Regions from separate parts of the Homo sapiens genome. Here region 1 is linked to region 2. A link is an interaction called in ENCODE POLR2A ChIA-PET data of the cell type or tissue named here. Cell type or tissue: B cell. All regions are shown on one strand. Links, peaks and the distances in the headings refer to the core of each region. The heading gives the core; the rest is flanking DNA.

Region 1 (2,919 bases), core at 232-2,731, 54 kb before region 2:
AGATGGGGTCTCACCATGTTGCCCAGGCTGGCCTCAAACACCTGGGCTCAAGCAGTCCTCCTGCCTTGACCTCCCAAAGTGCTGGGAATACAGGCATGAACCACCATGTCTGGCCCTCTCTCTCTCTCTTTTTTGAAACCTGATGATCGCCAGGCACGGTGGCTCACGCCTGTAATCCCAGCACTTTGGGAGGCCAAGGCGAGCAGATCACTTGAGATGAGGAGTTTGAGACCAGCCTGGCCAACATGATGAAACGCTGTCTCTACTAAAAATACAAAAATCAGCCAGGCGTCGTGGCGGCACACACCTGTAATCCCAGCACTTTGGGAGTCTGAGGCAGGTGGATCACTTGAGGTGAGGAGTTTCGAGCCCAGCCTGACCAACATGGTGAAACCACATCTCTACTAAAAATAGAAAAAAAAAAAATTAGCTGGGCCTGGTAGCACACGCCTGTAATCCCAGCTACTTGGGAAGCTGAGGCAGAAGAATTGCTTGAACCTGGAAGGTGGAGGTTGCAGTGAGCCCAAATTGCGCCACTGCACTCCAGCCTGGGCGACACAGCAAGAGTCCGTCTGAAAAAAAAAAAAAAAAACCTGGTGGGTTGCTCAGAGGCAGTTACCTATGTAACAAGCTGGCAGAAATTCTCAGGATAGGCAAAAAGATAAGAACCAAAGAACATATCCTTCCCTTTCTAAGTCATAAAAATTACTTCCTGTGAATGAAAAGCCAAAACTTTGCATTACCAGGCCTTGCTATTGATAGTTTACTTGGCCAGTGTATTCACAGAGGGAGGAAGCATTGTCACATGGCAAATAACCAGATTACACCCATAGTCTGGTTGGCAGGATTGTACAAGGGTGCCTGACTAATCAAGAGTCCACCTGCTTATTTCTTTTCATTAGAATCTAATATATTTGCTGTATAGAATTTAGAAAGTTAAGAAAAGCGCAAAGAAAATAATCTCACTGCTCAGAGATAACCACAGCAGAATTTTGATATGTAATTTAGCCTGTCTTTATATATCTGTATTTTTTATAATTTGGGTTATATAATACAACATCATTTTGTAACCAGCTTTTTCCACTTAATACAACATCATGGTGCTCGCTTTGGCAGTACATATACTAAAATTGGAATGATACAGAGAAGGTTAACATGGCCCCTGTATAATATATGCATGTTTTTAAAATACATCCTGAACATGAATTTTTAATGGTTACCTGGTGGCCCATATTACCATAGTATTGTCCTCTTTTGTTAGATATTGAATTGTTTTTAGTAAATAGCACTTTATGGAACATCCTTATATATACACTCATAATGAAATGATGGGGGATTTTTTTTTTTTTTTTTTGAGATGGAGTCTCCCTCTGTTGCCCAGGCTTGAATGCAGTGGCGCAATCTTGGCTCACTGCAACCTCCACCTCCCGAATTCAAACAATTCTCCTGCCTCAGTCTCCTGAGTAGCTGGGACTACAGGTGTGTGCCACCACCCCCAGCTAATTCTTGTATTTTTTTTTTTTTTTTTTTTTTTTGTGGAGCCTAGGTTTTGCCATGTTGGCCAGGCTGGTCTTGAATTCCTGACCTCAAGTGATCCACCCACCTTAGCCCCCAAAGTGCTGGGATTACAGGCATGAGCCACTGCGCCTGGCTGATCAGGGATTTATTTTTTTTTTTTTTTGAGATGGAGTTTCCCTCTTGTTTCCCAGGCTGGAGTACGATGGCACAATCTCAGCTTACTGCAACCTCTGCCTCCCAGGTTCAAGTGATTCTCCTGCCTCAGCGTCCCGAGTAGCTGGGATTACAGGCGTGCACCACCATGCCTGGCTAATTTTTTGTATTTTTAGTAGAGACGGGGTTTCACCATGGCCAGGCTGGTCTTGAACTCCTGACCTCAGGTGATCCGCCTGCCTTGGCCTCCTAGAATACTGGGATTACAGGCGTGAGCCACCGCGCCCGGCCTGATCAGGGATTTATTTATTTTTATTTTTTTGAGAATATGTTTAGAACTAGAATGGATGGTTCAAGAGATAATCATATATTTAAGACTTTTAGAACATATATTGCCAGATTACCTTCCAGAAAAGATGTACCAGTTTTTAGTTCTAACAGGCAAATGCCTCTTGCTTCATACTCTCCAGCCACTGCGTTTTCGTTGTTGGTAGTAATGTTGACCTTTGCCAAATAGGATAAAAATGTTATCTTTTAAAGTGTTTATTTCTTTGATTATTAATGAGGTTTAACATTGTTGCATATGTTTGTTGACCATTAATATTTCCCACTTGTAAATTTGCCTGTTTTCTATCAACGTATTAATCTTTTTCTTATAGATTTTTTTTTTTTTTGAGACGGAGTCTCGCTGTGTCGCCCAGGCTGGAGTACAGTGGCACCATCTCGGTTCACTGCAACCTCTGCCTCCCAGGTTCAAGCGATTCCCCTGCCTCAGCCTCCCGAGTAGCTGGGATTACAGGCATGTGCCACCACGCCTGACTAATTTTTGTATTTTTAGTAGAGACGGTGTTTCACCATGTTGGCCAGGCTGGTCTTGAACTCCCGAAATCAAGCGATCCACCCACCTCGGCCTCCCAAAGTGTTGGGATTACAGGTGTGAGCCACTGCACCCAGCCTTCTTATAGATTTATAAGTGTATTCATACTACTTTTTTTGTTTTTTAAGACAGTGTCTTGACCTGTTGTATAGGCTGAAGTGCAGTGACGCAGTCACAGCTCACTGTAACCTGGAATTCCTTGGCCTACATTGCCCAGTCTGGTCTTAAATTCCTGGGCTGAAGTGATTCTCCCGCCTTAACCTCCCAAAGTGTTGGGATTACAGGGGTGAGCCACCGCATGTGACCTCATGCTGCTTTTTTTTTTTTTCCAACTACTTTAGTCAGATGCTTCTTGAGACTATTACTAGTCA
Region 2 (2,919 bases), core at 328-2,827:
ACAGGAGAAACACAACTCCTATATGATATTCTAAGATGCAGTATAGCCAAAGCTCATAATTAAATTGCAACTGGTTCCAACACATTTCTCTTCCAAACTGAGACCCAGTTTACTTTTTCATTCCACTACTCTGATGGGCACCTTCAATTTTTTCTTTAACCACACAGTACTACTTGCCATTCCTGAGATTGACATACACTTTTCCTCCTCTGCATCTTTGCTTCACTTTGCCCAGAAAGCTTTTTCCTCCATTACCTTCCCGGAGAATTCCTATTCATCTTTCCATTGCCAGCTTGTCTCACTTGCTTATTGCTGCATAACAAAATCCCCCAAAACTGAGTGGCTTAAAACAACGTGCTTTATTATTTCCTAAGATTTTTGTGGATTGGCTGGACAGTTCTGCTGGTCTTGCCTGGGTTCACTCATGTGGCTGCAGTCAGCTGGTGGGTCATCTGGGGGCTTGGCTCAACTGGGACATTGTCATAGCTGGTCTTCTCTCTTTACATGGCTTCTTTCCAGCAGCATAGCCTGCACTTCTTTATATGGCAACTGGGTTCCAAGGGCAAAAGCAGAAGCTGCTAGTTCTCATAAGGCCTGCCTGGGCTCAGAGATCCCAAGATGTTGCGTTTGATTGGTCAAAGCAAGGTACATGGTCAGAGACTCAAGGGGAGGGGAAAGAGACTCTACCACTTGATGGAAGGAGCAGTAGAGTCACATTGCAAAGGGGCATGGATACAGAGAAGAATAATTCATTGGGAGCCATTTTAACAATCATACAGCTGAAATGTCACCTCTTAATTCATCATTTGTGATATGTATATATGTGTGTGTATATGTATATATACATGTATGTACACATACTCATCACATTTTCTAATTACTTGTTCCTATGTTTCCTCTGATGATATTCTGGCATGCTCCTGACACATAACTGAAGGAGTCAAGAGTTTAAAAAAATAGGTACAGCCCAGACATGATGGCTCATACCTGTAGTCCTAACACTTTGAGAGGCCAAAGCAGGAGGATGGCTTGTGCCCAGGAGTTCAAGAGCAGCCTGGGCAACATAGCAAGACCCCCATCTCTACAGAAAAAAAACATTTTTTAAGGTATACAGTCTGAAAGGACAGCTTTTGGTAATCTTATATGCAAAAAGCGGTATTGGGGAGATGAAGCTGGAAATATAGTTTGGGGTCATATCATCAAAAACCTTGAATGCCATGCCAAGGGATTTAGATTTAATTTTGCCAGCACTTAAAACTGAAGTCAAGAACATAATCTCACTAGGTGCAGTGGCTCACACCTGTGATCCCAGCACTTTGCTAGGCCGAGGCGAATGGATCGCCCCATCCCTACAAAAAAAAACAAAACAAAATATTAGCCTGGCGTAGTGGCATGCACCTGTACTCCCAGCCACTTGAGAGGCTGAGGTGGGAGGATCCCTTGAGCCCAGGAGGCAGAGGTTGTAGTGAGCGTGAAGATCGTGCCACTGCACTCCAGCCTGGGCGACACAAAGAGACTCCGTATCCAAACAAACAAACAAACAAAAAAAAAACGATAATCTCTTCCCAAACTACTTCTTTCCTGTTCAGGCGAATGTCAGAAACATGGACTCACAGCCCCACCCCCTTCATTCATCCAAATGGCTTCCAAGTTCTTATCACAATTCCTAACTATCTCTTGACTCATTCTCCCATCTACACTGCCACAACCTTATTTCAGGGCCTTGTCATTTCTTCTCTGACCTGTTATCATAGCCTCTTTTTTTTTAGACAGAGTTTTGCTCTTGTTGCCCAGGCTGGAGAGCAAGGCTGGAGTGCAATGTCACAATCCCAGCTCACTGCAACCTCTGCCTCCTGGGTTCAAATGATTCTCCTGCCTCAGGCTCCCGAGTAGCTGGGATTACAGGCATGTGCCACCACGCCCGGCTAATTTTGTTGGTCTGGCTGGTCTCGAACTCCCAACCTCAGGTGATCCGCCTGCCTCGGTCTCCCAAAGTGCTGGGATTACAGGTGTGAACCACCGCACCCAGCCCATAGCCTCTTAATAGGTTTCCTGATATCAGTCTTGCTCACTTGTCCATGCTCCATACTTCTACCAAAAGCATCTGCTGCTCGTTCCCTCATTATAAGCTTTTGTGGATTCCCATCACTCTCAAGATAAAGTTCAGTCTTTAGCACTCATTGCAAGAGCCCTCCACAATTTGGCCCCTGCCTAATCTCTCTCCACTGTTCTTTGCCCCTTCTCCTTTAGATTTCAGCAGTACCAAACTTCTTGTAGTTCCTCAGTTCATGCCTTCTTTACGTCTTGGTGTATTTGCCCATGCTAGACTCTCTCTCAAATACTGAATACTCTCTCATCCCTTCTCTGCCTAGGTAAACTCCCAGTTTTCTTTCAGTCTCAATCTCAGACCAGGCACGTTGGCTCACACCTGCAATGCCAGCACTTTGGGAGGCTGAGGCAGGAAGATTATTTGAGCCAGGAGTTCAAGACCAGCCTAGGCAATATAATGAGACCCCCATCTCTACAAAAAATATATTATAGAAAAATTAACCAGATGTGGTGGCACACATCTGTGCTCTCAGCTACTGGGGAGGCTGAGGTGGGAGTATCACTTGAGCCCAGGAGGTTAAGACTGCAGTGAGCTGTGTTCGTGCCACTGCACTCCAGCCTGGGCGACAGAGCCAGACCTGTCTCAAGAAAAAAAAAAGAGAAAATATACAATAGTGGAATGAAGAAGGCACTAGATAACAGCAAGACTTCCCTCACCTTCTCCTCAATAAGGTAAAAAATGAAAAGAAACTTATATTGTACTACACCAAACTAGAGAGGGACACAAAGAAAGTTTGAAAAACATGTAAGCTTGACCAGAATTAATATATTAATAATATGTGAAATACAATACAATAATACAGTGACAGG

What was found. Peaks named below come from ENCODE experiments on the same cell type or tissue, not always from the same donor. Only the 100,000 strongest peaks of a DNase experiment are listed, where the experiment ranks them.
Region 1: POLR2A ChIA-PET joins it to region 2 with 5 read pairs; 7 of 35 experiments call an interaction of 5 or more read pairs at or near these places.

Annotation. Positions count from the first base shown.
Region 1 is chrX:123,873,359-123,876,277 of GRCh38, forward strand. All of the region lies in intron 1 of XIAP (X-linked inhibitor of apoptosis), which reads left to right. It also overlaps the pseudogene RNU6-122P. Among named protein-coding and RNA genes, the nearest start is that of XIAP, 15 kb to the left of the region's middle. In B cell, for the core only: no CTCF peak of the experiment used is centred there; no DNase peak of the experiment used is centred there; H3K27ac peaks cover 306 bases.
Region 2 is chrX:123,927,555-123,930,473 of GRCh38, forward strand. No RefSeq gene overlaps it. Among named protein-coding and RNA genes, the nearest start is that of STAG2-AS1, 32 kb to the right of the region's middle. In B cell, for the core only: no CTCF peak of the experiment used is centred there; no DNase peak of the experiment used is centred there.